2 separate regions of the Mus musculus genome follow, and region 1 is linked to region 2. Evidence: chromatin loops called from intact Hi-C (ENCODE). Cell type or tissue: heart. All regions are shown on one strand. Each heading gives the region's core, and the rest is flanking DNA. Links, peaks and the distances in the headings are about the cores only. Region 1 holds the start of Med13 (mediator complex subunit 13). Region 2 holds the start of Brip1 (BRCA1 interacting protein C-terminal helicase 1).

Region 1 (15,716 bases), core at 5,168-13,167, 160 kb after region 2:
TCCACAAAGTTGTCTTCTGATCTCCACATATGTGTAGTGCACATGTATCACACACACACACACACACACACACTTTTTAGAAAGCAGGATTAATTTTTAAGGACTTGTCTCATTGCTTTAACTTTTATCTAGAGAACCTTAGCATGAACTTAATGCTTTCAGGAGGCTCTTGTCCCAGAAGCTCATAATTTTCATTAGTACAAACAGGACCCACCCAAGGCAAAAAAAAAAAAAAAAAAAAAAAAAAAAAAAAAAAAAAAAAAAAAAAAACAACCCTGATCTACACCTTCATGTACATGGTAAGTGACTAAATAACTATTCCATTTTTCATTGCTAATGAAATACTAATTCCTAATAAAATACCCAATGAAAAGTCTAAAGAAATTTAGGTTCTGTTTTGGGAAGAGTGTCACCTAGAAACAAAAAGTGTACTGAATCCAGTTTCTAATTCCCTGATGTTGTAAAAACAAAAAGTACTTTCTACATACTGTACTCACAGATATAAACAGTGAACGGCAGAACCAACCACCTAAGACAAGTACTGTGTATCTTTTATCTTACACTAATTAAAAGCTCCTTGAATCAACACCAGCACTGTAACAAGGAAAGAAAGGAGGTGGGAACACATGGAAGCTTTAGCAGGCACTTTAGAACTTAACCAGAGGCTAATGGAAAAAAGTCTGCTTAATGCATTTAAATAAATGTTTCCCCCCCCTCTCGTATCTTTAATCCCCAGAGAAAACAAAGTTTCTATTCTGTTTTTAGTACTTTTCCATTACTATTGGTATTAGAAATCTTAACCACCAGTGATACTCAAAAAATTTTGCACATTTAGCTGTAGAATGCAACAACATAAAAGTTCAAATGCTAAAGCTGTATGTTTCACTAAGAACACAGATTATAGGAGTGCCAAAGGATGTGTCATAGGTCATCAAAATAACTATGAATTAGAAAAAAATTAGTATCAAAAGCAAAAAAGTTGATAACAACCAATATTCAACATTTTCCTCAAAAATGACCTCTTTAAATGTCTCCATGGTGATCAGCCGATTTTTAAAAAGGCATCTTTTCCCAATAATTTTGCTAAACAGCTAAGATGCAACATATGCCAATGGATAAGGAATGACACAAAAATTAGCATGTTAGGAAAAGAAAATAGTACAGATTTCTTGAAAAAAAATCAACATGTCTAAATCAGCGTCTCTCTTAATAATTATTTCTCATTCATAACTCATTAAATCAACAAATATCTATCTAACAAATAATAGCTATCACATCATTCACTTAGGGTCAAAACTTGAAGATTTATTTAAAACAGCTTACTGAGGTGACTGTTACATCTGACATGACGATCTAAACAATAACACTTTCTTACTCAAAAAAGGATACTACAGAGCATACACACAGTCATCACTCATAAGATTAGCCAAGGAAATGGGACACAATTTATGAAGTTTAAAAAACAAAGATAGAAATAATTCTTCAGCATGTCTTAGGTTGCTGCTTTTGTGTCTATCAACTCTGCTAAAAGCTGCCCGTTAAGGTTAAAGTCCACTATAATTGATGTCCTCTGATAAAAGCATCCAAAATTAAATCTGGAATAATGACCCAGCTAAGCAATATGCACTACAAAACTATACTATAATGAAAGTATCTGGATGTGGTGCTAAACTCCTATATAGAGACCTCCAAAACCACAAAAAAAGAACACATATTTTAGCCTTGATTCAGCATACTTTTTACTTCAAGGAATCCAAAGTCTCATCAGAATCTACCTTATGATTTTTTTTTAAGACAACAATCTTGGGAGAATGAATAGTTTTGTTTTTAAGAATAAAAACCAGTGGCTGCAATAAAATTTTGAAATCTTAGGATACAGAGTAAAAATACACAGACATGCTCCAAGACACACCAAGCAAAATTAAAACAATCTTGCTTTTTAAAACAGCGAACTAACTAACAGTACATTTAAAAGAGTCAATCAATCACACCCACTGGAGAAATTGACAGGAGCCAGTGAGCTAAGATTTTCCCACCACCAACTTTACATCTGTCATTCACACACTACTAAACAACTCAAAAACCTGTAACCAGAATAAACCAACACAGATTCACCTATCCATTCTCCTATAAATACAATAAAAACTCATATATTTGGCTTTGAAATTCAAGGGATTTTTCTCTTTAACAAATGTCTTTCTGGAATGTTATACTTAAGCTAATACCAATGAGCACAAATCCTTATCCAAAAATCACCAGACCTTCCCAAATCACTTTGTGAAACAGCATCAAGTACTACTGATACAAAATAAGCAAAAATTCAAAGTGTAGAATACAATTTACTCAGTCTATGTTTTCTGTCTATACATTAGCTAAACTTAATAGTAACCCAGAAATGTGTTAAATGGTGTGAGGCAGAAGAGAAGGTTAAATTTAACATGCACTGCGAAACCTGACTAGACACCAGACTCTTAGAACTGTCAAAATCATCAAAAAGGAGCAGGGAGGTTCCCCGAGAAACTGTCAAAGCCCAGAAGAGCAAAAAATAAGAGGGCAGGTAAATATCATTTGGCAGCCCAGGCCAGCTCCTAAAAACAACAGAACTAGGTGAAAATAAAGAAATCCAAGTGATTAGGTATTTTAGTATAACAATACTGATTTATGAGTTTTAGAAAGTCCATCATTCTGACATAGATATTAAGAATAAAAAAAAGTTAAGTAAGAGATGCACAGGCACTCTCTACTCTATCCTACCAAGATTTATATAAATCTAAAATTACCTCAAAGAAAATTATTCTTAAAAACAGCTGTAGATGAGACAGAGTAGATAAAGGGGCTACTCTGTGGTTTTGTTATTGAACACATCAGTGGGAAAAAAACAAACAGAGAATTCTAATCTTTACAAAAATGATTGCCTACCTTCTCCTCCTACCCCCTATAAGGAGGGCAATATTTCCATAATCACAAACATGTCAGTAACAAGAAGTAGTAGGTGTTGAACCAAACAGAGGGACACTGACTGAGAAGAGCAGGCCCAAGCCAAATTAACTAGCTGCTTAGTCACCACCTGGGTCCTTCCTGGTCCTCTTTCCTCACTGCTACACCTCCACTTGGAGCTCAGGACTGCCTCATGCAGCTGATGCCACCCCTACTGTCCAGCTGCTCTCTTCTCAAGGGAGCTTAAAAGAAGGGAACCGAGTGCCACAGATGGGAAGAAATGAAAAGGGGGTTAGCTAGAGCACAGAGGCGCACTAATTACCCCAAAAGGGAGGCAGACGGTGTCCCTGGAGCAAAAAAAAAAAAAAAAAAAAAAAAAAAAAAGGGCAAGATAAATATACTCCATCTGAAAAGACCTTATTATTCTTTAAGATAGTCTGATCTAAGTAACATTCTAAAGTAAACAACAGGTTAAAAAGAAGCTAAAACATTATATAAATACCACTGACTTTGTAAACCAAGAGTTCAGGGCTAGCTTTGAGACAGTGGACATGCTCACATGCTACTCAACAGTGTGTGTGCTCACTCTTTGGGTCACTTCCACTTTGATAAAAATATTTAGCTATTCAATAGCAGTCAGCAGACTCTGACAGCAACAAAATTTTGATTATATTCAAGGATCAGTATCTGTATTAGAGTGCAGGTATTGTCATTTTAAAATTATGCTAAAGGAGAAGGAAGGAGAAACTTTAAACTCTAACCAAGCTTTGCTTAAGAACACACTTCTGATGACCTCAAATCCAGAAGAAAAAAGCTACACAAAGTGTTTTAACAACATACATTGTTATTAAACAGCTCATATTCTATTTTAATAGACTTTTAACCTTCAAAACATTAGAATCACTATGGTAAAACTAAACACTATGTATTTAAACTTATCTTTGATTACACAAAATGTGTTCCATGGAAAGGTTTGTTCAAGGCTGTATAGAGTAGCACACAGCTGTAATACCAACCAGCACTGAGGCTGAGCTTGAGGGGGGCTTTGAATTCAAGGAACACCACAAGACTCCGTCTCAAATAATAAAGTGTATTCAGATGCTGTGCCAACTTTACCAAGAAGACTAAACTCTCATAGACTTAAGGTATTCATATAATTTCTTGTGGTATTGGGAGTTCAAAGCCAGGACCTTACTCAGGCTAGCCAAACACTCTGAGCACCATTATAGTTTTAACACTGACTGTGTTTGCTTAAACATTTCAATTTAACAACAGTGTCTAAACAGTCTATCAACATTTTAACAATGAGCCAGGGATAAAGGTCAACAGTAGAGCACTTGGTTAATATATACACATGGCCCAAGATTCAATACTTAGCACTTAAAAGAAAGTAAACAAACAAACAACCTACAAACACTTTAACTGAGGTGACTTCATGAATCATTTCAATGTTTAAAATAACTCTCACCTAAGTCAATGAAAGGAAAAGGAAGCTGTATGCTTAGCATTTAGTGCATGAAGCAGAAAGCACACCTTGCTAAAAGGCACGAAGGCTACTGATACACACTCAGACAACACAGTATGCATTTACAGATATACACTCATCTCTTTACTATCTAAAACTGTATAAGTCAAGTGTAGTAGCACACACCTTTGATCCTAGCATTGAGAAGTGGAGGCAGGAAAATCAGGACTTCAAAGCCCTAATGGACTATGTGTAACACTGTCTCAAAACAAGCAAAATCACAAACACATTATAATATTTAGAACTAAGAACTAGGTTCTTCAGTAACATTTCAGGAAAGCCAGAATGCTCTATCATAAAACAACTGCACCACTCTCAAAATGCTGAAGAATTCATTAAAAACAAAAGGTGACTTAAAAATATATAAAAGGCGCATTCTTAAACAAATGTTGACCTTAGAAAGTATTAGTTCAAGATAGAGCTATCTGGAGCCTAGTCTGATGGCACACATCTCTAATTCCAGCAGGAACCAGAAGGAATACGAGTTCAAAGGGCATAAAATGTGTTCCATGGAAAGGTTTGTTCAAGGCTGTACAGAGTAGCACACAGCTGTAATACCAACCAGGACTGAGGCTGAGCTTGAAGGGGGCTTTGAATTCAAGGCAACACAGACTCCGTCTCAAATAAAAAAGTGTATTCAGATGCTGTGCCAACTTTATCAAGAAGACTAAACCCTGTGAGTAAACTTAAGGTATTTATTTAAGTAAGGCTACATGATTTCTGGATTATATTTCATACAAAATAAAACAGATCCTACAGTTCAAAACCATAAACCACAGAAAACTAACTTTCATACAAGAAAGCTTTTTTTCAAAAGACCTAAGGAGCAGGAGAGATGGCTCGGGGATAGAGTAAAAACACTAGTCAGTCTCAGTTCGATTTCCAGAACCCACACAAAAAAACTAGATGTGGTGCATCTGTAATTCCAGCACCCCTACACCAAGAAGGGGAGCAGAGATAGGAGCAGTCAGAAACAAAGAGGGCCAGGTGGCCCGAAATAAGCTTCCTAAGGGCAAAACAATCAGTAAAACCCTGTCTCACCAAGATGGAAGAAGCAGGACTCCAAAAACGTTGTCCTCTGACCTCTACACAACATGGTGGCACACATATCTACACCCACACCTACACTCCCTGCTCACACAGAAAATTTTAAAGACCTTAAAAATTTTCAATTTAGCTGTCAAAACTCTTATCAAACTAGAACTTGGTTCCCTCCGAGAGTATCTAGTCAAAGATACACTTACACTGAGTTTAAAATAAACATAACCAGTAATTTTCATAAAGGGCTATAGTTTCTTTCTAAAGTATATTTGGCCCTAAAAGTCAAGAAAATAAAAAAAAAAGAAATATTGATGTGCTCATAATAAACCGTTTCTGTACAACCTTTCAGATAATGACCTTTGTCCTTTAAAAGTTAATGAGATGGCCCTTGTCCTTACTAATATACCCTTTGACGAAGCAGGGTCTAAAGACCCTCCCACCCCCCACCCCCCAAAAACAGCATATGCCTCCCCGAGTTAATACATAATCATAAATAATATTAAAATACAACTATACTTTTGAAAATCTATGCCAAACAAAGTTACATTTCTAGGCCTGCCCACGGGGTCAGACAAAAAAGAACACAGCAAACTAGACTCAAAGGTGAGTTACACTTGGCTTCAAGACTATTATATAACTGTAAAAATAACATGCTTCCAGATTCCATTTTTCTCAGGTTAATGAAAATGCTTTCCCTAGATACAAACTGCCTGTGAGAAATTACAGAAAGAAGCCGGGAGGTAGAGGAAGAAACTCAGTCAGAGTTCAAGTCTCCTGGAATCTACACAGGTAACTTAAGGAAACCAAAACAAAGATGGTGAAACAGAGCATGGCAACCCTCTTACAGATCCAGGCTGACAAGGCCGTCCACCACAGCAGAAGCACATTGGGAAAGTGTACAACATTGCTAAGGCACAGTTAAAAAGGATAAAGTGCTTTCACCTGATAAGTCATGGTGAATAAGGTCAGCAAAATTGGGATCTTTACCCCACCAAAATATCCACAATTCTCTTCTTCCAGGTCTTTGATCTCGCCGCCAAACACCAAGTACATCTGCCTTAAGGCATCGACTAAAACTGCTCAAAATGGGGTCTTCTTCTGTCACCGGAAACAGAATAGGGGCGGAAGTTGGGCCTTGCCATACATATCTTTTCCACTTAATTCCTGTCAAGTCGGCCTGAAGGAAAAGAAAGCAAAATATCTATATTATTGTTCATTCACTCTAAGTAATAAATATTTGTTATTAAGTATAATAATATAAGTATACTATTTATATATTTATATATAAAATATATATTCACTATAAAGTCCTTGATTTCATTAAAACATCACTATTTTTAATGCATGCTTAAGTACCTAAAGATATGACCAAAATAAACAACCAAACAAACCAAAAACACCACAGCAAAGAATTCTAATGTTTCAACCAACAAGAGCTTAAGGAAAAGAACACAAAACTGTTACATAAATTATCAAAGATGTCACTGAGTAGCAAGTCTACAATAAATGCAACATATCCAGAGCTGACCAATGAGACAATGATGCTAAGCCTGCACAGTAAGTCTAGCCTCCTCCTCTGTCCTACAGTCCTCTCTGTCAGTCACATTTGATCCTTGGTGAACTGGAAAGTAAAGACTCTCATTCCAGGTTTGTAAGAAGTCATGGCTCTAATACGAAAACCATCTGAATTTTTTTTTTCTTAAGGAAAAAAAAAAAAAGCCTGTTAATTCTCCACAAGCACACAGCTCCAAGGAAAGAACCACTTCCAAAGAGCTGTCAGATTTGTGCTAATCTAGCTTCAAAAAAAAAAAAAAAAAAAAAAACCCAAAGTGCCAAAAATAGATCCAGTTGGGGAAGACAGAAACGTTAAACCTGCTGTACATCTTACTACATGTGACGAGATGCTGATTAATGGACATGTCAAGAAAACCAGTCTAATCTGTAAGACGTAAGTGTGCTGAAGATCCCCATTTACCACATCGTGAAAGAGATTCAACAAAGGAAATTCAGTAATTCCTTATTCTAACTTAGTGACAGAAAGCATAAGGTGCCAAAAATGAAACTGCTGATACATGACTGGCAGTTTATGCTTGCCAACTAGTTATGCTCCACCCACTTAATTCACTTACCTATGATAGACTTAATATTTCTCAGAGCACACGAAAAATGAAAAAAGTCACTCTAACTTAGTCATTCAGGAAGCTCGGCTATCGTTTAATTCAGGACTAGATATTTGCAACAGTTGGTACTTTTGACAAAAGTCTTAACTCTTGAGTGTTATCCGATTTGGGCCGACCTACATACACGTACTAGAACATCCCTAATTCCAGCTGCCCCAGACTTTTCAGTTCAATAAAAGGAACAGCCAGCTCAAAACATTCTTAAAACGTAAGCAAAACAGACAAATATAGAACGTTTAGTGCGAAACCACAGTACCTCCTCCACTTGCCCCTCCACTCTCACAAAAACATAATGTTCTAATAAAAGCAAGATGGCTAGAAATTGTCAAAATGGCAAAATGTTTTCAAAGTTTAAAAAGAAAACATATGAACCGGCACACACTGTTTTTACACAAAGATCTGAAGTCACCCATAAGGACACTACCCCTGTATTAGTTTAACTTACAAAACGAAGAGGGTTTTAATACGTAAGTTTTTGGGGGGGTCCTGTTTAAGAGAAGCCCACTTACAAGGGAAAAGCGAGCTTAAAGGCAGTCGAGCAGGGGCAATCGTGGAAAGTGTGGAAAAGGGATACACTGTTCGATACAAGGGGCGGGGGGCGGGGAGGCGGGGAAGCAAGAAGCACACAAGAAAATATTACTATCCGGGCAGATAAGCAGCCCAAGTTAAGGAAAAGACTAGGATGGGGAAAAGAGTCCAAAACAAGACAGGAGGAGGAGAAAGACCGAGGGGGTGGGGGGAAAGACAAGCCTCTTCCCAGCAGAGCCCCGGTCGGTAGGTGAGCGGACGCTGCCTCCCGGGGCGGCCGCAGAGCCTCGGAGGAGGCCGACTCCGGCGGGGCCTAGCCGGGGGACACCGGCATCTGGATGCGACCCAGACCCCCTCCCCCACGGCCCAAGGGCGCACGGCGCGGCCCCCTCCCCCACCGCCCGCGGCCCCCGCACTCACCAGGCAGAAGAGGTTACAGTGACAATCTTCCAGGCTGGCCCCGTTCGACACGAAGGAGGAACTCATCGTCCCTCACAGCAGCCGCCGCCGGCGCCACAACCCACCATCCGCCATTACCGCCGCCTCCGACCAGAGAGAGAAACACAGACACCGGGGAGGGCGGGGGGCGGTGGGGAGGAGGCCGCCGGGCCGCCCGCCCTCCCCGCCGCCCCCCGGCGCCGCCGCGGCCCCCGCCGCCCGGAGGCACCCAGCCGCCCGGGGCCGAGGCCGCAGGCGGGAGGGCCGCGCCGCGCTCGGCCGGCCGCCGGGACTGCGGAGCCCGCGGACGCGCGTCCCTCTCCGGAGAGGAGGGGAAGGGATGTCTGTCCCTTCCACCAGAAAAATAAAAAAAGATTTAAAAGAAGAAAAGAGAAAAAAAAACGAAAAACAAAAAAATAATAATAACAATCAGGTACACGATAAATAGTCAGAGCCCGAGTCCGAGCGGGCCGAGCCCAGAAGCCCGGGAGGGTTCTCCGCGGCCCGGGGACGCCCGCGGAGGGGCGGGAAGGGCGAGGACCGGCAGAGCACCCCGGGCCCCCGGCCCGGCAGCGGCGATGTCCTTAAGCCCAGAGTCTCCTCAGCGGCGGAGGTGGTGGCGGCGTCTGTGGGCTCAGTCCATTCTCCGGCTGTGTCCTCGTGTTGTCCCTGGGCCAAGCCTGCCTAACGTCTGCTCTCCTGCCGCCTCACCGCCTGGACGCCGTAGTCTCCCCCATTTTGTGGGCCCAGCGGGCGGTGTTTTTCCCCCTTTAATCCGAATTCACGGGTTTTCCCTTCGCTTTAATGGCGGCCACAGGGACCAGCTCGCCCTCTCTGCTCGCCCATTGGCCGCCGCGAGGTCACGTGGGCCGGGCTCCGTAGGGAGGGGGGAGAGAGAAGGCGGTGAGGGAGGGCAGGGAAGCTTTCGGAGCCCCGGGGACCGGGCGGCCAGCTGGTGGCTACTAACATGGCGCCATCTGCTGGATGCCCCGGTTAAGATGACCCGAGTCTTGGCCCTAGCTTTCTGCTGGCTGGGGAAAGTGCAGCAGCGCAGGAAGGTTCACTTCAAAATCGAGAATTACTTGGAAATCAGTTCAAATTCTTTGGAAGAGAAAGTTGGCAAAAAAAAAAAAAAAAGAGAGAGAGAGAGAGAAAAAGAAAAAAGAAAAGAAAAAGAAAGACGTTCCAATGCATTCTCATTCACTCCATAAGGCCGCCGGGGTACATCGCAGAACTCTAGGGCTAAAGAATGAGAGCTGGATAGACACCAGCCTCGCCCTCTCTTTTTAAGTTATAATAAAGAGGTAAAAAAAATGAAACGATATGGTCTTGTGGTTAATGAACTAGAAATAAAGTCCTGCTGTTCAGGATTCGAAGCTGGAGCCAGTCTTTTACCTCTTTGTGACTCAGTTTCCTCATCTGTAAAATGAGGAAAACAAATGTTATGTTTGTTATATGATGCATGAATACAACCTGAGCACTAGCCTCGTGCCTGCGCCCGATAAGCAGTGTAAGGCATGCATTACTATACTTCCATCCTTCCTTTCTGTGGTTACTTTGAGAAACACGTGAACTCTGAGAGTGAGAATCAGGAGAACTGACCCTTTGTTGCTATAGCTGTCCAGTGCCTTAAAATGTTCTAGCACACAGTAGGTACTTGATATTTGAAAACTTAGAAATGAATAAGAAAAACCATGTATGATGTTAAATCCCTTCCCAAACAATTATTCTGGGCTGGATTACTCTTCAGTGAAGAGTTCAAAACATTTTCCATGCAAACTTTAAAAGGATTCTAGGAGGAGACGAGGGAGGAATCGGGAAAGATTAAGAGATAATGATACCAGGAGTAAAGACACAAGCTTTTAATCCCAGCTCTGGAGAGGCAGGGGGAATCTCTGAGTTTGAAGCCATTCTGGTCCACAAAGGAAGCTCCATGCTAGCCTAGGCTACATAGTAACACCCTGTCTCAAGAAGAAAAGAAGAGACAACAGTTAGGAGCTATCAGAACTTTAAGTCACAATTATCTCTGTAAAATAGTAGACTCTTCTAGCTTACTTTTTTAGCCATAAAATGAAAAGTATTCTTCACCACCTCTTTGTCCACCTTAGTGCTGATTAAGGTCCTCAAGCCAAAAACTTGCAGAGAAAGTTCTGCTGCTTGCCAGTGGACCTTAGATCAAATCTGACCCTAAATCAAATTAGTTTATCATAAATCAAGGATAATCAGAGTAGTTTTCTCCTAAAGTGTTTGATGAAATAATGTTGATCATAAGTACTGGTCCCATTGCTTCCTTAATCACATGAATGTTAACCATTAAAATGATTTTCTAAATCATGACCAAGTGGTAGCACACATCTGCAGTCCCGTACTTGGGAGGCTAAGACGGGAAGACTGAGGGTTCGAGACCAGACTCGGGTAGTGGCAAGACTTTTCCTCCAATAGAAAAGAAAAATAATTTTTTGAGTATGTGCCTGTTCCTCGGGATTTCTGGAGAAGCAATTCCTACAGAATAAGAGAAAAGGCAGTGACCTGAATAAGGCAGGCATCAAGTGTGACACACTAGGAGCGCTGGAGGAGGAGTTTCCAAGTTGAGAGGGCGTCAAGTAGGCAGCATCTGAAATCAGATTTGAAGGATAGAATGAATTCTTATAAAGCTCTTTGAAGCAGTTAAATCTTATTAAGCCCAATTCAGATCCAAAGGCCACATATCAAAGTCAATTATACAACCAGGACTAATTCAATCCAGGAGCTCAAATCAACTAAGGTCGGTATCCTTTATAACTGAGTGCCAGCACCAGGAGTCAGGGATCCCAAGACTCAGTGAGGCAAAGGCTCCTTCACTCATCTCTCCTTCTCTGAGAGAATCCTCACATACCTGTTCTGTTCTCTTCCTCAACTTGAAATGTCCTCTCCCACTCCTTTTCTAATGTATATCCATCCTCCTTAATTTTTCCCTCCCCCCACCCCACCCTCCCTTCCTCCTCTTCCCCCTCTCAGACACACATATACATACCTTAGGAATTCAGGGGCAGGTAGAATTTGCCTGACATCTACCACGTAGGAAGTAACATTTGATTGAACTTTCATTTGAATGTCAATCTTCTCCAAAAGAGAGGAGAATCTGACAACAAAAAAAGACTTCTCAAGAAGGAAAGAACTCTGGGACCAAGGGGGATGGGGCAGGGGTGACAGCAGAAGAGACTGAGAAGGGGAATGAAGCGGAGCAGTGGAGGACTAAGATCCCAGCAGAGAGAGGGATGGAAACCTAGGGAGAAAGAGAAAACGGGGCCAGCATCACTCTCAGAGAGCATCTTGGGAACCACCTACATTGTGTTAAGATGACATTTTGTGTGAGCTAAAGAGAAACAAAAATAGAAACTTTAGGAAACAGTGATGTGTCAATGTAGGTTCATCAATTGCTTTTTTTAAAATAGTATATATATATATACTATTTTAAAAACCCTATGTATTTATATATATATATATATATACTCAAAAGGCTGAGGCAGGAGAATCATGAGTGAGCTTGAGACCTGCCTGAGCTACATAGCAAGACCTTGAATGAATGAATGAATGAATGAATAAATGGATGGATGAATAAATAAATAAATAAATAAGCAAACAAACAAATCTTCCCGTTTTTCTCTATAATCTTTTTCTATAGGGTTCAGATTACATTGTTGTTGTACATTATACAGTTTACACAGCACATAGTGTATGTGTGTGTGTATGTGTGTAAGAACATGCAAGAATAAGATGGAGAAGATACTAGATATGACATCTGGACAGTTGGACCAAATGCAGTCAAAACTATTCCTTCTTGCCTCACAATTCCAATTGACTCATTTATAAAATGGGTTTGTAAAATGGCACCAGCTGTGAGAGTTGTTGCAGTGACTAAGAGAGAGGAAAAAATACCTAACAGTAGCCCAGTAGGAATTTCAAAATGACTTTGAGAGGTAGCCTTGGGTCAATAATTACTGGCTATCTTCTCTTTGAAATACAGATCCACTCAGTGATCTCTGCACCTAAAACCATTCTGTAAGTCTTTTGGGTTTTCAGGAACTCCATTCTGTATGGAATGTCAGAGGCTCTGGCCTGTGGACTCCTTACTTGATATAGCGAAGTCCAGGAAAGGGCAGCATTTGACCTTAGGATTAATCCTCTACCCATGATTCTGGAAAAAAAAGCCAAGTCTAGAGTAGCGCTAGCCAATAGAAATGAAACAAAGCCAAATAAATCCTATAATTTCAATTACTGTTTGTTAGACATATTAAAATCTTTGGCCAATATATCAGAAACTATATCATTTTACATGTAGTTCATATAAAATATATTCATATAGCTATCCCTTTTTTAAAAGTTGTTTTTAGCCAAACCTTCCAAAATCCATGTTTGTTTGTTTTTCCCAAAGAATATTCCAATCCAGACCAGCCACATTTCAAGGGCCCAATAGCTAAACGTGACTAAGGGCTACTGTGTTGGGTAATACAAGTTTAGAGTCAAAAGCTGAAAGCAAAGAAGGAACCAATTAAGCCCTAGAGAGAGTGATCTTCAGCCTAGAGACAGTATTGATTTTTCTTAAGGTCATGTTAATGGTTTAATGTTGTACTTAATTCAATAGAAAGAAGGACTAAGAAGTTACACAGCATTTCAGTCAGGGAATGTGAATATACAAAGGTGGGGGAACAAAGCAAATGAAATCAGCCAGCTCAGAAAAGAAGAAAACATTGTCTTTCCATCTATGAAAAACCTAAATTGCTACTTTTCTTGAAAGTATAACAACTATGCTCAGCCTCAAGTTTTCTATCAAATGTTTCATTTTAGCATGAACTTTGAAATCAACCCTTCCTAATTCCATTACTTTGAAATTAGGTTAGCAAACCTTTATTAGCAAAACCTCAGTACTGTCTCCTTCCAGGTCTTTATTCCAGTCAAATTACCTGACTGACTGGATCTCCTGTTCTTACAAAGGGATGAAGAGATTGGGCTAAATGGCCACTCCCACTAACACCTAATATGTGACAGGCAGTACATATCAGACAGGGTTCTTGTAACTGTGCACCTAGCTTCTGAGGTATTCTATTATTCCACTTTTCTAGATTGAAATGTTGAGATATAGAATAGCTTCCCTGTGCCCACAGCAGCCTCTGAAACAGGCTAAGGGGCCTAATATATCACAAAGGCTCTGAGAAACGTCTTGGAGGGACAGTTGAAACAAAATCTTGAAGGATGAGTTAGTTGGGTTGAGCCAAGAAAGGTGGGGGAGGGGGAAAATCCCAGAAGAAGAAAGGGGAAAAAAGAGGGGCTGGACAGTTTGTTTGGTTAGAGAAGAAATCCTGAGTCTTTTGTTGTTGTTGTTTTGTTTGTTTGTTTTTGTTTTTTGAGACAGGGTTTCTCTGTGTAGCCCTGGCTGTCCTGGAACTCACTTTGTAGACCAGGCTGGCCTCGAACTCAGAAATCCACCTGCCTCTGCCTCCTAAGTGCTGAGATTAAAGGCGTGTGCCACCACGCCCGGCTGAAATCCTGGGTCTTAATCATAAAGAGTTTGCTTCTTTTCCAGAAAAGATTAAATAAGATTGTGACAAGCTAAGATTTGTTTTCAGAAACAAACTTCCAGGAGACTTGTTGGGGGCATGGTGGCAATTCAGGCAGGAAGAGGAGAGGAGAGGACTGACCCAAGTTAAAGGAGCTTGTCTACAAACACCCTTTCTGTTTCCCATTTACCCCCACTGTCATTTATCCCATCAGCAGGGAACCTGAGAAAACAGAGGGAATCACTGCTGACCACGCTTTTCTTCTTTGAGGTGATTTTTTTTTTTTTTTCTGAGTGGCCAAAGCTAAAAGAGAAGACAAATGTAATTCTTTGAGCCTACTCCTCATGCAGGACAGGAGGAGGAGGAAAAGAAGGAGGAGGAAGAGGAGGAGAGAAATACCAGGCAGGAGTTTGGTCTCACAGGATCATTATTCCTGCCCAGATACAAACTAGTTTGCAATCTCGTTATTCTCTTTCCTCAAGAAAAAGTTCAAGGAAGTTCAAAACATATGACAACCAAGAAAAGTTTATTCTACAATCTCTTGGTTTCACCATAAGCTTATAGGACAGCTTATTTGATGGTCATAGAAAGGAAAATACCTATTACAGCTTTTCAACCCCTGGCTTTGACATTCATTCATTCTCTTACCATGCTCTGGTATTTACTAAGTGGTGTGTGATGGGCCAATGAATGACAGTGAATCAGAAGCAGACCAGACTCTTTTTTTTTAAAGATTTATTTATTTTATGTATATGAGTACACTGTAGCTGTACAGATGGTTGTGAGCCACCATGTGGTTGCTGGGACTTGAACTCAGGACCTTCAGAAGAGCAGTCAGTGCTCTTAACTGCTGAGCCATATCTCCAGCCCCAGACCAGACTCTTAAAATAGTTATTATGTCTCATACAATAAACACCTTTACAATCGTGTTTTCAAATGGTTTAAATGGCTGAGGATCAAGTGTGATGGTACTTAGAGAAGAGGGGTGCTACCCTAGGTACTAAGGAAGAAATAACTCAAAAAGAACTTTGTGTTTCTCTTAGGACTTCTTCACTGATGAATAGGACTTGGGCATGCCCTGCTTTTTAGGATGAAGAATTTAGATCGTGTTCTTCCAGCTGGAGTTTGAGGTCAGAGTTCTGAAAACTACTATTGGGAATTTTACTGAAAGTGGTGGTAGTGGGGGGGGGGAATCTTGGTTGCTGAAAATCTGTCTATTCACCCTCGCTTCTACCTTCTCCTTTGCTGTGCTAGACTGCTCCTTGCAGACAGCAAGCATCAGGCTTCCTCACTAATTCCTTTGTGGTTTGATTTGGAATCAGGTTGTGTGATGGTACATGCCTGGAATCACAGCACCTGGAAGGCTGAGGCAGGAGGATCAGGAATTTAAGATCATCTTCTACTACATAGCCAGTTTAAGGGCAGCCTGATCCACCTGAGATGATCTCAGAGAAGAAAAGAAAAGACCCTCTGTGCTGCCTGCTTGGCTGTCTTGGCTCCTAAACGTACATCCATCCATCTATTGGTTTG
Region 2 (15,716 bases), core at 5,065-13,064:
AATATCCACACAAAGTACAATAAAGTAAGGTATACCTGCATTACTGAGGGAGGGCTAGAGGAAAGGGCACAAAAATGGAAAAACTGCTAGCATTATCTACCACAGCTGATACAATGTGTGTGCTATAGCACTGCATTCCTAAGTATGAATACAACAGAAAATATCTGTTTGTACTCATACAAATGAGAAAGTCCATCATGCTAAACAAAAGTGGAAACAACCCAATTACCTGACAACTACAGACTAGATGAATACATCCTGGTATATTAATACAAGAAAACAGTTTACAGGAAAAAGTGAAAGAATAAAAACAATATATTCTCACCAATATAATATCAAGTAAAAGACAGACATAAGACCACATGTAAAATTCCACTTCCATAAAAAAGCAAAGTTCGTCAATGGTGACAGACAATGACACAGAAAAAATATGGGAAAAAAGAAAGAAAGAAAAAAAAAAGGTTTAACCCAGCAAATATCTCAGTAATTAAAGTGAGAACACAAAAAGTTCAAGAGGTTTTAAGCAGTCAATGTTACAGTAAAAATATTTCCAGTAGGACACATTGGTCAGTTCAAAGCCTATCCTCTGACATGAATGAAGCTTGAAGTTCTGTCGTCAGCAGCAACAACAGTAATATAAATTAAAGGATTTCAGAGACGCTCAGTGTGTAAATGCACGTGCAGTCAAGACCTGAGTTCAATCCCCAGGGCTCACATGGTGGGAGGGGAGAATGGACACCAGCAAGTTGTCCTCTGGCAACCACGTGAGTGCTGTGGCACACATTCCCATCCATACAGACACACAGACACACACACAAAGTAAAAAAATAAATAAATATAATTTTAAAAAGAATTTCAGGCGGACTGAAGGTCCAGTTCCAGGGCCTTTGAGGCCATCAGTACACACATGCTACACAGACATAACATTGCAGACAAAATACTCATATAAACAAAATAAATAATGTTTAAAAAAAAAGAATATTAGAGAAATTAGGTAGAAATATATAATAATACTAGCTAAATCCATCCTAATTAAGCTTCACAGCAGTAATAGCTCCAACAGACACAACAAAATATAACTTACCTTGACAGGGAGTTGAGACTCCATTTCTTCCAGAAGATGGTTTGCTTGGACTATTGAAATGAGGTGAAGTGTCCAGGTTTGTGTCGCTGTAGGTAAAATTCTTTGAATGGCATGCACAAGAACATGAAGGTGGTGCCTCAGGCTTTTTATTCAGGCCCTCATCCACTGGCTTCTCTAAAAACAAGAAGACACCTTCTACTTACAATACAACTAACTAAATGAATAGTAACCTTCCTTTCAGCTAAAGTAAGCAACCACCACAGTTCCCAACGATTGGAAGTTTCTCAGGTTACAAGATAAAACTAAGAAAAACAATCTCTCTGAACCTTATCTACAGTATTAAATCAAAACAGGAGAAAAACCTATGCCTGTAATATATACAGAAATGTTACCAATTTATAAACTACAAAAATATAACAATAAAGATTAATAATGTAACTAAATGCACACCTTTTGTTTGTTTGTTTGTTTTTGTTTTTCGAGTCAGGGTTTCTCTGTATAGCCCTGGCTGTCCTGGAACTCACTCTGTAGACCAGGCTGACCTCGAACTCAGAAATCCACCTGCCTCAGCCTCCGGAGTGCTGGGATTAAAGGCATGCGCCAACACGCACGCTCAAAGTACACCATTCTTTTATTTGCTCTTAATGAAATTTATTTCAAAATCAAACAAAAAAGAGGATTGAAACAAACATGGGAAGTATATGGTTCATTACTGCTGTTTCCCTAAGGGAAGAATTTGAAATTGCAGTGTCCTAAGTAATAAAGACAAGGCCTATCACTATCCATACTATATTTCTTCTTTGAGATAGAGTCTCTCTACAAAGCCCTGGCTGTCCTGGCACTCACTAAGTAGAAGATGCAGGCCTCAAACTTACAAAGATGTACTTGCCTCTGCCTCCTGAGTGCTTGGGATTAGAGGTGTCCACTACCACATCCAGGCTCACAGTATACTTCTACTTCAATCAGAAACATTCCAGCCAGAGCAGTGGTGGCTCACACCTTTAGTTCCAAAACTCAGGAGGCAGAGATAGGCAAATCTCTGAGTTAGAGGCCAGCCTGGGATACATAGTGGGTTCCAGGACAGCCAGGGCTACAGAGAAACCCTCCCTCAACAAACAATAACAAAATCAAACAGAAACCTTCTATCACCTACACAATCTGATTCAAGTATCAGAATACATTTTAAAATAATATTCAAATCCTATTAAAAGGTAATTAAGATACTTAAATGTAATTTTTAAAATTATAATATGGGGGCTGAGAGATGGCCTGGAAGGGGTTCAGTCCCCAGCACCCACATGGCTGATCCAAATCACCTGTCATTCCAGTTATAAATGTTCCAATGCTTTCCTCCGGGCTGCTCACGCACCAGGCTTGCTTGTAGTGCAAGAAAATACACTCATACACATATAATAAAAATAAATCCTTCTTTAGAAAATTACAGGGTCTACACTGTGTGCTCATATGATACAGAAATACACAACTCATACTTTTCAAAAGGTCATCATGGGAGGGACACCCAGGCAATACCTCCACCTTCTCAGAGGAGAAGGGGCAGGGGAAAGGGGGAAAAATTGGGGGAGGAGGTGACCAGGAGGGGGGCAGTGAGCTGGATGTAAAGTGAATAAATAAATTATTTTTTTAAAAAAAGGTCATCATAAACAAGCATGGTTATACACACCTGCAATTCCTTTATCCAGGAGGCTGAGGTAGAAGGGCCTTGAGTTGAAAGCCAGCCCAGACTACACAGTAAAAGTCTGCCTCAGGATAAAAAGGAAGCAACTTGAAGACATATTATAAACATGTATGATAACCTCATAATGAAATCCATTACATGTAATTAACATATGCTAATAAAAACAGAAGGAAAACAAGTGACATGTTTTTGAACATGCTGATGACAATGTCTTTTCATCTACAACCTAAAAACATCCCAGACAACTGTCATAAATTTCAATTATTGACCAGAAGTGTCACTTTCCCCCATAGAATGACACCAATAATAAATAAAACGGACAGATCAGAAATTGTTTACTTTTTGTTAACACTCTTTATTTGATCTCTTGTCTGTTTTAAAGTGGGGAAGAAAAGAAGCAAGAGCCAGCTTTCTCCCTCTACCATGTGGCTCCAGGGATGGATCTCAGGTCGTCAGGAGCCACTGAGCCATCTTGTCCACCCCTTGCTTCCCAGCTCTATCAGTAACACAAACATTTCTTTTCCATTATGTTTATTTATGAGTATGTGTTTATGTGTGTGCACCACAGTGTGCATGTGGCCGTCAGAGGACAACTTGCAATAGTCGGGTCTCTCTTTCCACCAGATGGGCTCTGATGATTGAAATCAGGTCACTAGGCTTAGAAAAAAAGGCTAAAGTCATACTGAGTCATCTTGTCAGCCCAAACATTTCTTTTAACAATTATATTAGTCAGGGTTTTCTAGAGTGCCCAACAATGGGCAGCTGTGAGTGGGAAGTCTAAGCATCTAGTAGTTGCTCAGTCCCACAAGGCTGGGTGTTTCAGCTGGTCTTCTGCATAAGCTGGAATCCTGAAGAAGTGGGTTCCAACAGATGTGCTGGCAAGTAAGTGCAAGCAGGAGAAGAGGGAGGCCTCCTTCTGTCACTGTCCTTATGTAGGCCTTCAGGAGAATGTATGGCCCGGATTAAAAGTGTGTACCACCATGGCTGGATTTGGAACTTGTTCTGTCCCAGGCTGGCCTCATTCTCCTGGGATTAAAGGCGTGTACTACCTTGCTTAAACCAAAGCCTTTCTTGACTACTATGTCTCAAGGTCTCCGTCAAAAGGGTCTGTAATCCTAAATCAAAATCCAGGTCTTCCAGCCTTATCACAGGTGTGCCCTCCATTTCTGGATTGTAGCTCATTCCAGATGTAGTTAAGTTGACAACCAGGAATAGCCAAAACAACAATGTACATATATACATTCCTATGATTAACTTTACACTGTTCTAATGCTTATCTATTTATGTAGCTGAGAAATATCCAATGCTATATTTCAGATTCATTACTAAAATTACAAACTCTTGGGACTAGAAAGATGGCTCAGCAGTTAACAGCATGTCCTCCTCTTCCAGAGGACCCAAGTTCAGTTTCCAGCACAAGTACTGGGAGGCTCAAAGTCTGGTCCCTCCAGGCCATCTAGCTGTCTCCTGCCTTCTGTGAGCAGCTTACATAAACCTATACATATATCATTGAAAAGAAAATAAACCTTTAAGAAAAACTAAAGTATTTTATTAAGTAAATATGAATAGCAATTTCTGTGTTTACCTAGATTGTTTTAATAAAAACATTCACACAGAAGCACTTATCAGCAAATACATGAAACAATTAAGTACATTTTACCTCAGAACCCTGGTTTTTACAAAGAGAAACATTAATTCAGAATCACCTGTTGGAATTTACAAACATTTAGGTCCAGGACTCACCATGAAAAGGGTGTGATGGGAGTCAGTACTCCAGTATCTTTGTTATCTAGGTATAAATGTTAAATGTTTATTTCCTGGCAGTTCTGAGTACTGAACCCTGGACCTTACACGTGCTAGTTAAAAATTACACCACCGAGCTATATCAATCACTGAGCTACACCCCTAGCCCAGGACTCAAATTTATTTTTGTCTTTTGTTTTTTAAGACAGATTCTTGCTGTCTCCCAGGCTTCCTTCCTTCAAACACCTGGTTCTCAGGCCTCAGCTTCCATAGTGCTAGAAATGAAGGCATATGCTAAATCCTAGATAAGTTTGTTTTTTGAGACAAGGTCTCACTGTGTAACTCTGACAATAACTAATAGAATGGGACATAACAAATTTATACAAGCATTGTTACAACAAGCCTCTATTTTATCTGGCATTCACATACGTAGAACAACCAGAATCTTATTATTTATTTAGAACTAGGCTCTTGCTATGTAGCCCAGGCTGGACTCTAACTCACTGTCCTCCTAAGTACTAGGCTTCCTAGCATGTACCATTATGCTAGTTCTTTACATTGTGATGGTTTGTATATGCTTGGCCCATGGAGTAGCAAGTTGGGAGGTGTGGCCTTGTTGGAGTAAGTGTGGCCTTGTGGGTGTGGGCTTTAATATCCTTGTCCTAGCTTCCTGGGAGGCAATCTTCTCTTAGAAGCCTACAGATGAAAATGTAGAACTCTCAGCTCCTCCTGCACCATGCCTGCCTGGATGCTGCTGTGCTCCTGCCTTGATGATATTAGACTGGATCTCTGAACCTGTAAGCCAGCCCCAATTAAATGTTGTCCTTGTAAAAACTGCCTTGGTCATGGTGTCTGTTCACAGCAGTAAAATCCTAACTAAGACATATATTTTCTTCATCCTATATTTCACATTTTAATGAGAGTCATATAAGCAAATATATTCAAGATGTATTCAAGCAATTAGTATATGTATCAGCACCATCAGAGCTCCATCTCCTATTAGATACAAATTATCATCTAATTATTTTATAAGAACTCTAAATATCTAAAACGTTCATACAATCTCTGCTTGACCAAGTAAAAGGACTAAATTATATTAAAATTAATTTTGATGCATTCAATTTCTTTTGGAAGACTTACAATGTACGTCCATGCATGCGTGCATGTGTGTTTGTGTTATGTTTCAAAGGGCAGTGCTATATAGTCTTAGCTGACCTGAAACTTCCTACATAGACCAGGCTGGTCTTGAACTTGCAGCAATCATCTTGCCTTTGACTCCCAAATGCTGGAATTATACATGTGCAACCCCATGCCTGGCACAGATGAGGTATCTTGAAGAAATGTCTTAGCAATTAGAACAATGTTTGAACCGATCTGGATAAAGTATAATTTATATTTTTCTCAGGTCCCAACTAGCAGTCTGAAATATCAAGAAGTATTTCCTGGGCCTGGCCTGAAGGCTCAGTAAAAACACACACGTGGCACTGACCATATGGTGGAAGGTGAGGAGTGATTCTAGCAACTTGTCCTCTGACCTCCACCCCACAGCACATGTGCACATATATATGCATACAAAAATAAATATAATAATTTTTTAAAAAAGAATTTTACTTACCACTAAGAGATTGCTGCCATGCTAATGCAGAACAAAGTAAGGCTAAACTTTTTCCACTTCCTGTGGGACTCTCCAGCAAACAGTGTTGGCTGCTGTTTAGTCCTCTGACAATCTGTGGACAAAGATGTCAATTTTAAAAGGAAGAAAATAATAAGTGATTACTTTATTAGATCTCTCTCCACGGAACAGGACCACGACTAGAACAGCACAGAAGAGTCAGGATGCACCCCAGGAAACACAGTTACAGCGCGGGAAGAACTAGAGAATTGTATTAAATTTAAGACTTTATTCCTTTACATTTCTTCTGAACAGTCTGCTGGTTTTATAAACATGTCAAGCATGAGAATTTTAAAAAGCAACTTATATTTAATTATACAAGCACAAGTAGTTTCTAAGGAACTATGATAAGTGCTAGAGAGGTGGTTTAGCACTTAAGAGCAGCTGTTACTCATGAAGAAGACCCAGGTTCAATTCCCAGCACCACGTGGTAGCTTACAACCACCTGTAACTCCAGTTCCAGGAGATCTGATGCCCTATTCTAGGCCCGTCAGGCCTCAGGCACACATAAGTTGCACAGATACACATGCAGGCAAAACACTCATACACATAGAAATAATCTAAAAACACAGATAAGCAAACAAACAAAAGCCTGCAATACTAATACCTATAAATATCTATGAGAAAAACTCGATGAGAGATACTGCTAGTAGAAGGGGTTATAATGACTTTGAATAGAAATATAAAGGTAGTAGAAATGAAGAATAAAAATCAAAATTCTAAAGGAGCTGAAACTGTTTTTCAGATGTTCTTGCTACATCCTAACCTAAACATACACAGCTTAAGAGTTATCATATCACTTTCCTAGAACTTAGGTGCTCTTCCAGATGAATCCAACAAATCCTAGCCATCATTTTATACCTGTGAATAGTCACAAATTCAATGTATACTTGGAATCACAAGCCACAGCCTCTTGGTAAAGACTCAGCTGCTGTAAAAGACTTACAGAATTCATCATCGCAAGCTGTGCTGGATACGCTCTACAGGGAAAGTGGATCTTCACCCCACCGATGGTGTAGTCAGACAACACTGAGGACATTCTGCCTTCTTCTCTACTTTAGGTGCTTCACTACAACAGAAACAATAAAATCAGTAGAAGGGTTGGCGAGATGGATTCCCAGAGCCCACATCAGGCACCTTACAAATGCCTGTAACTCCAGCTCCAAGGACTCCCACAACCTTATCTGGCTTCTGCAATAACCTGCATTTACCTGGCATAGCCATCCACACATACACTCACAAATATAAAAAGGATTACAGTTTACATATCGAAATAATGTCATTCAAAGAAAACCAGACACCTAGCAATAGAGCTGAAGTCTGATAATAAAAACTGGAATTAATAAGCACATATATAAAAGTAATAGAAATAAAAAAAAATCTTATCCTTATAAATAAATCTCAGGGTCAAGAGCACATACGTACTAGAGTCTGACCAGTCTAGACTGGCACTCCATGATGTATTAGTTATGATGTAAGGCAAGTCACTTTTCTAGAACTCCATGTCCTCAGGTACAGAATAGGAGTCCTAACAGAAACAAGCCTTATAAGACTGCTGTAAAAGTTAAATAATGTAAAAACATACTGTACATGGCAGATGAAACACAAGCTCCTATAACAAGTTTGATTACATATATTCAACTTATAGATACAACAGATTTCTGAAGCAGCTCTGCTATTCCATAGCCTCACTGTTTCCTCTTATTCTGTACATTCCTGTTTGCCCTTTTCACACTCTCCCAGTTAGAAGGAAAAGGCAGATGAATGGGCAGGAAGCACAGGTTGTATCTATGACTTAACATTTTTCACCTGTAAGTCTAAAATTCTTTTCTGCAATAATATCTAACTTTAAAAATTGTTGTAAGGGAGAAAGTATCTTTCCACAGAAATTCACTTAATTTTTTTTAAATCATCTTTTAGTTTACTGGGGGAGGAGAACCCGCATGGCATGACACGTGTGTGGAAGTGAGAAGACAGTGTTCTGGAGACAGAATAGGTTCCCTCCTCTCACCATGTGGGTCTCAGGAATTAAACACTGCTAGCTCGGTTGAGTCCTTTACCTGCTGAGTCAGCTCAGTAATTCTGAAATCAGGAGATTATAATTGAAACAAAATAGATTTAAATCCCACTGTTTGCATCACCTAACCTCCCAGACACTTTTATTGACTGAAGAATTTCGACAGTGGTGAGAAAATCTGGTAAACTCAGTCTGTGAATGGAGATGGTTAAGACAGAAGGTACAACAGGTCATGAAGTCAATAACTTTAACCACAGCTTCTGTGCTCCAAAAAACCCACCACTCTTAAGTTATTTTTCATTTCTAAATATTGTTCTGTCAGACAAGACCTGCATAAAATCAAGCCAAGGAGACCTGTCAACATCCCATCAGGCAGTACTAATTGGACTCATTGGGTGGGAGGGGCGTGTGAAGGGGTCCCGAAGCAGTGTGAAGGATGTACTGGGGATAGGTCAAGATACTTTGTATATATGCATAAACTATCAAAGAATAAATAAAAGATATTGTTAGAAAAAGTATCCAATCACTGATTTTTATCTGTAAACCTCTGAGGTTTAATGGACTCTAACAGCTTATTCTGAAGCAAAAACTCAATATTGTGTTACTAAAATTAATCGAGATGGCAATCTATGCCTGAAGCTGTGGCAACATTCCTCTCAAAACTCATCAGACAATCACACTTCCGGATGTGGTGGCGCAATTCTTCTGGCCCCCAACAATCTCTGGTGGATCTCTGTACGATCGATCGAGGGCAGCCAGGTCTGCACTCCGAGTTCCAGCCCAGCCAGAGCTGGAGGGTGAGACCCTGTCTCTTTAAGAGAAGGGGGGGGGGGGGGCGGGTTAACAAATCTGTAGCCCTTCCAGAAGTACCGCGGAAGCTGGGGCTACCTCCAGCCTGCGTTCACAGAATGTAAGGACAGGCTCCCTGGCCCTCAGCTTTCCTTCCCCAAGCTCCTAGTTCTCACATGTCCACGGGGAGCCACACCATAGAGCCCGAGAGCCCGCCGGCGCCAGCCTGCAGGAGCCCGTCCCCTCCCCGCGCCCTCCTTTCCATTTGCCCACGGCTGGCTCCCGCTCCCAGAGAAAAGGAACGGCTGACGTTTGACAGAAGGCAACGCGGAGCCGACCTACAAGGAAAGCTCGCGAGTACGAAAGTCCTCCCTCACCGGCTGTTCCGACGCTGCCAGGTACCAAGGTACAGCCACTCCTCCCTCTCCAGGCTGCACTCCGCAGCGCCACACAGATGAATTCGCGCCTCCCGCCCCTCGGTTCCCAGTCAGCCAATCACACAGCCAGACCGGAAAAGGAAACAGCCAATCATCGTACGAGGCCAACGCTATACCGCCCAATGGGAGCCCGCGAAGTAAAATCAACCCTCGAGTACTTGGCGGGACCGGAAGACGAGCACCGCCCCTCCCCCAAACCCCACCCCGCGAAAAAGACTGGGACAAGTTCCGCACATTTGCTTGAAGGAAAAAAAAAAATTCTTGTACTGTGAGACTTTAAGAAGCACAAAATGGGCGTTAGACGGGTCTTACATTTGGTGCATTGACCGGGAATCGTCCTGCTGGCGGGTCCAGTGACAGGAGACCGGAGGATTGTTCGAGCAGGTACCGCGGCTGTGTCTCTTTGTGTCCGCCCTTGGCGTGCGTCTATTCCGCGCGTCTATTCCGTCTGTTCCCTCTATTTTGAGTCGGCTGCAAGTCAGTTTGGTTTCGGTTTGCAAAGGAGTTGTCTGCCGGGGGTTGCCAGAAGCGACCTTAACGCTGCGGTAACGAAGAGTCCTGGAGGACGCTCCAGACTCTCAGAGTGGGAAGTCGGATCCGATCCGCGAGATCCGGGAGGGCTCGACTTCATCTGGGGGTCAGTGGCAAAGAGACCACTACCAAGTTATTCAGTGTATCTTCTGTGGCGCTCGTGGCAGGGGCGCGTTGGTATTTTACTTTCTGTTTTTCTTTTTGTGTGTGGACTGGGACTGACGTTATTTTTGGACAGAATGGGACACTGACCTTCCACCCCTCCGAGTTTTACTCTAGAACATTGGAGGGAGGTTAAGACTAGAGCTCACAATCTCTCAGTAAATGTGAAGAAAAATAAATGGTTTACTTTTTGCTCGTCAGAGTGGCCCACCTTTCAGATTGGATGGCCTCCTGAGGGTTCTTTCTCACTGCCTCTTATATTGTCCGTCAAGAGGTGCATTTTTGGTGCTGGCTCGAAGAGCCACCCTAATCAGGTCCCATATATCATAGTGTGGGAAGATTTAGTCACCGATCCCCCTCCTTGTGTTCGCCCGGTTCCTCTTCAGGACCAATGGCTGTGCCAATCTTCGCCCTTCAGGATAGGCCCAAGAAAGATGTTCTCCCCACCACGGATACTGATCTTCTTCTTTATCTCCCTCCCCTTTATCCTCTCTCTCTCTCTCTCTCTCTCTCTCTCTCTCTCTCTCTCTCTCTCTCTCTCTCCTCATGCAGCTCAAGCTGCAGGGCCTTTGGCCCCGCCCATTCCGCCTGGAGAATCAGGGGGACTCGCCATCCTCCTCCCTCCCCAGGTCAGAGGGACCTGCTCAGGAGACTCAGAGACAGTGGAGGCAACTCCTGAGGGTGCCCATATTCTGCCCCTCCCGGCCTATGGTCCCCGGATGAACAAGGTCATCAGCCTTTCAGTATTGGCCGTTTTCCTCCAATGACTTATATAACTGGAAAACTCATAACCCCTCATTTTCTGAGAATCCACAAGGTCTAATTAACTTAATTGAATCACTTCTCCCATCAGCCCACATGGGAAGATAGTCAGCAACTGCTTCAGGTTCTCTTTACCACAGAGGAAAAGCAGCGAATCCTTGAGGCTAGGATACATGTCCCGGGGTCAGGTGGGCGCCCTTCCCTCCTGCCAGGGAATATTGATGCAGGCTTCCCATTGACCAGACCGAACTGGGACTTCAACACCCCTAAAGGTAGGGAGCACCTGAAGGTCCACCGCCAGGCTCTGATGGCAGGTCTCAAAGGGTCAGCACACTGCCCCACCAATTTGACTAAGGTAAGGGAAGTGGTACAGGGGCTGAATGAGTCTCCCTCTGCCTTCCTAGAGAGACTCATGGAGGCCTTTCGCCAGTTTACCCACTATGATCCTAGCAGTGAAGAGCATAAGGCAACAGTTACTGTTGCCTTTATTGACCAATCTAGCAGAGATATTAGGAAGAAGTTGCAGAAACTTGAGGGATTGTAAGACAAGTCTCTAAAGGAACTAGTGCAAGTAGCTGAGAAGGCTTATCATAACCAAGAGTCAGAAGAAAAGAAGGAGGAGAGAAGGCAGAAGGAACAGGAAGCTAGAGAACTCAAAGGAGAGAAGAAACAGGAAAGGAACCTCCAGAGGATCTTGGCCACTGTAGTCAGAGAAAATTGAAAACCTAGTAAGATAGTACCTGCCAACAGAAGAGAGCCCCTGGCTAAGGATCAGTATGCCTACTGTAAAGAAAAAGATCAGCCAGGCGTGGTGGCACCCACCTTTAATCCCAGCACTCGGGAGGCAGAGGCAGGCAGATTTCTGAGTTCCAGGCCAGCCTGGTCTACAAAGTGAGTTCCAGGACAGCCAGGACTACACAGAGAAACCCTGTCTCGAAAAAACCAAAAAGAAAGAAAGAAAGAAAGAAACAAACAAAGAAACAAACAAAGAAACAAACAAAGAAACAAAGAAGTCATTGGGCGAGACTGTCCCAAGAAGAAGAAGAGGGGACTCTACACCTCCGAAAAGAGGCAAATAGGCCCCAAGGTGCTGGCCATACAAGAGGACAGTGGTTGGGGAGACGGGGTTCGGACCCCCTCCCCGAACCCAGGGTAATCCTTAAAGTGGAGGAGAAACCCACCCAGTTTCTTGTGGACACAGGGGCCTAACACTTAGTCCTATTACAAACTGATGGACCAATTTCTAATAAGAAGTCTTGGGCCCAGGGGGCTACAAGAAACAAATACTCATGGACTACCCAAGGAACAGTGGATCTTGGCATGGGCCCGGTATCCCACTTATTCATTGTTATTCCTGAATGCCCCTACCCCATGTTGGGGAGAGATCTCCTCACCAAGATGGGGCACAGATCCATTTCCTCCCTGGGGGACCACAAGTCAAGGGCCATCAAAGAGAGCCCATCCAGGTATTGACCAGGAAGTTAGAGGATGAATATCAATTGTTTGAAGACAGGAGCCAAGAGGTTAAAGATATGGACTGGTGGTTGCAAAATTACCCACATGGGCATGGGCAGAAACTGCAGGGATGAGGAAGGCCAAAAATCAGCTACCTGTCCAGGTAGACCTAAAAGCCCAATGCAGCCCGATAACAGTCCACCAGTATCCTATATCTAAGGAGGCTCGAGATGGAATCCGACCTCACATTTTGTGCCTCCTCCAGTTGGGGATCCTGTGGAAATGTCAATCTGCCTGGAACACCCCCACTCCTCCCTGACTATCGACCTGCCCAGGACCTCAAGGAAGTGAACAATTGAGAAACTGATCTCCACCTGACAGTCCCTAACCCATACAACCTGTTGAGTTCCTTGCCTCCCTCCAGAACTTGGTATACAGTGTTGGACCTCAAGGATGCCTTCTTCTGCCTGCCCTGGCCACCAGAAGTCAGGAATACTTCACCTTTGAATGGAAGGACCCAGACTTGGGGATGACAGGCCAGCTCACCTGGACTCACCTGCCCTAGGGTTTCAAGACCTCCCCCACCACCTTTGAGGCTCTCTACCAAGATCTGGCCATGTTCCAGGCAGCCAACCCCCAGATAACTCTCTTACACTGTGTAGATGACCTTCTGTTGGCCGCTTCCAGCAAAGAACTATGCCTGGAAGGAACGAAACGCCTTCTCACTGAACTAGGAGAACTGGGCTACCGTGCCTCAGCTAAGGCCCAAATCTGCACACAACAGGTTAGTTACCTGGGGTATCTGCTTAAGGAGGGAAAGAGGTGGCTGTCGGAGGCTAGTAAAGAAACTGTATTCCACATTCCGCCGCCCACGAACCAAAAACAAGTCCGAGAGTTCTTGGGCACAGAGGGCTTCTGCCGCCTGTGGATACCTGGATTTGCCGTGATGGCAGCTCTGTTATACCCACTCACCAAGAGCAAACAGCCTTTTTTGTGGGGAGAAAAGGAACAGCGAGCTTTTGATGCCATTAAGATGGCCCTCATGACAGCCCCTGCCTGGGTCTCCCAGATGTCACCAAGCCCTTCCACTTGTTTGTGGGAAAAAATAGGGGCATAGCAAAAAGGGTCTTGACTCAGACACTGGGTCCATGGAAAAGGCCAATGGCGTATCTGTCCAAAAAATTGGAACCAGTGGTGGCAGGGTGGCCTGCATGCCTCCCGATCGTGGCCTTGGTTGCTATCCTGGTCAAAGACATGGACAAATTTACTATATATAGGACAGGACTTGGTGGTATCTGCTCCATGTGCTCTGGAGAGCATGGTTCGCCAACCACCCAACCAGTGGCTCACCAATGCTCATATCAGACTCTGTTGCTTAACTCTGACAGAATCATGTTTGCATCCTCCATGGGCCTAAACCTGGCCACCCTGCTTCCAGACCCTGACCTTGAATCCCCATTCACGGCTGTCAGCAAGTGCTTGCCGAAGCACACAGCTGACATAAAGATCTGTCTGATCAGCCCCTGACAGATGCTGAGGCTACTTGGTTCTCTGATGGGAAGAGTTTTCTGGAGAGAGGAAGGCAGAGAGCAGGTGCTGCCATCGTAGATGGGAAATAAATTGTGTGAGCACAGGTTCTGCCTGAAGGAACCTCTGCCCAAAAGGTTGAGCTCGTTGCCCTCATCAAGGCCCTCGAGTTAGGGGAAGACAAGAAGATTAACATCTATACAGACAGCAGGTATGCCTTTGCCACAGTACATGTTCATGGTGCCATCCATCTATCAGCATCAAGGACTGCTAACCTCTGGAGGAAAAGAGATTAAGCACAAAACTGAGATTCTGGCCTTGTTAAAGATCCTGCATAAGCCAGCAAGTCAGTATCATACACTGTCCGGGCCACCAGAAGGGTGACTTCCCTGTAGCCAGAGGAAATAATCTGGCAAATCAGAAGGCTAGAGCAGTGGCCTTGAGAGTCAGCTCAGTGATGGTGGTCCGAGACCCAGGATCATCGGGACTCAAGTTCTGGTACTCTGCTGAAGATCTGGCAGTTATTTCAAAGAATCCCAACAAGCACTTTGATCAGGAAAAAGAACTCTGGAAATATGCCATCAGGAAAAAAAGATTCTGCCACAGGAACAAGCACGGACAATGATAAGACAAATGCATCAATGGACCCACCTGGGAGGTAAGCAAGCTAACTCAAACTGCCTTAAGATCTACGTATTATATTCCAGGACTGAAACACCTGGTAGAAAAAATAGTTCACGGTTGTGTGCCCTGCCAAAAGGTAAATGCTTGCAGAAGCAAAGCTGACTCCTTCCTGTAAGAGACCTCGGGGAGGTAAGCTGGGAGCCTACTGGGAAGTGGACTTCACTGAGATAAAACCAGGCAAGTATGGCTACAAATATCTTCTAGTTTTCATAGACACTTTCTCAGGATAAATAGAAGCCTTCCCTTCCAAACAAGAGACCACCACAGTGGTGGTAAAGAAGATAATGGAAGAGATTTTTCCCCGATTTGGAGTATCCAAGGTAATCAGATCTGACAATGGCCCTGCCTTGTTGCCAAGGTAAGCCAGCGAGTGGCCAAGTACCTAGAGGTCAACTGGAAACTTCACTGTATTTACAGACCTCAAAGCTAAGGGCAGGTAGAGAGGATGAACAGAACTCTAAAAGAGACCTTGACAAAATTGACCATGGAGACTGGCGCTGACTGGGTGGTGCTCCTTCCCTTGGCCCTGTTTAGAGTCAGGAATACCCCCTCCCACTTTAGTCTGATTCCTTATGAAATCTTATATGGAACTCCTGCTCCCCTGACTTTCCTGGGGGACATCCTTGGGCCCACTTGTCATAGTAACAATGATTTGTATGCCAGGTTAAAAGGCCTGCAGCTGGTGCAGAGAGAAGTGTGATCACAGCTGGCAGCTGCATATGAGCCTGATACTCCTAAGACATCGCATCAGTTCGAGGTTGGAGATTCATTCTACGTGAGGCAACATCGTGCCCAGAGGCTCGAGCCCCATTGGAAAGGATCCTATCTAGTACTGCTAACTACTCCAACGGCTGTCAAAGTGGATGGAATTGCTGCCTGGATACATGCCTCACATGTGAAGCCAGCCCCCTTAGCTGAGACCAGAATTCCAGGAAACCACCCTGTCTGGAAGGCCCAGGCTACGGAGAACCCTCTGAAAGTGAAGATCGTCAAAGGGTCCAAAGATGCAAGCCCTTCCCCTGGTACTGTATCTTAGTTTCTTCTCCTTATATTCTGCAGACCTTGGTCCCCACCAGCCACGCAACCTAACGTGGCAGGTGATATCAGGGGCTGGAGACACTATTTGGAGTCTATCCAAGGTTACCACTCCATCTACC

The links. A loop is a pair of places that touch in the nucleus more often than their neighbours do. Peaks named below come from ENCODE experiments on the same cell type or tissue, not always from the same donor. Only the 100,000 strongest peaks of a DNase experiment are listed, where the experiment ranks them.
Region 1: it touches region 2 in a loop (2.2-fold over the local background); 3 of 42 quality-filtered maps call a loop at or near these places.

The regions. Positions count from the first base shown.
Region 1 is chr11:86,348,829-86,364,544 of GRCm38, forward strand. Med13 (mediator complex subunit 13) reads right to left here and starts at 8,768. Exons shown (of 30, transcript NM_001080931.2): 1 at 8,632-8,768; 2 at 6,446-6,680. The coding sequence starts at 8,697. It overlaps Gm38937 (a long non-coding RNA gene), which reads right to left. Exons shown (of 3, transcript XR_880098.1): 2 at 11,663-11,770; 3 at 11,184-11,263. In heart, for the core only: a CTCF peak has its summit at 9,632 (motif pointing left); DNase peaks (open chromatin) are centred at 8,583 and 9,523; H3K4me3 peaks cover 2,777 bases; H3K27ac peaks cover 1,673 bases.
Region 2 is chr11:86,191,731-86,207,446 of GRCm38, forward strand. Brip1 (BRCA1 interacting protein C-terminal helicase 1) reads right to left here and starts at 9,463. Exons shown (of 20, transcript NM_178309.2): 1 at 9,379-9,463; 2 at 7,142-7,264; 3 at 6,139-6,250; 4 at 1,085-1,258. The coding sequence starts at 7,234. Brip1os (BRCA1 interacting protein C-terminal helicase 1, opposite strand) reads left to right here and starts at 9,630. Exons shown (of 7, transcript NR_130959.1): 1 at 9,630-9,822; 2 at 15,223-15,581. In heart, for the core only: a CTCF peak has its summit at 9,447; DNase peaks (open chromatin) are centred at 9,551 and 10,751; H3K4me3 peaks cover 3,246 bases; H3K27ac peaks cover 2,245 bases.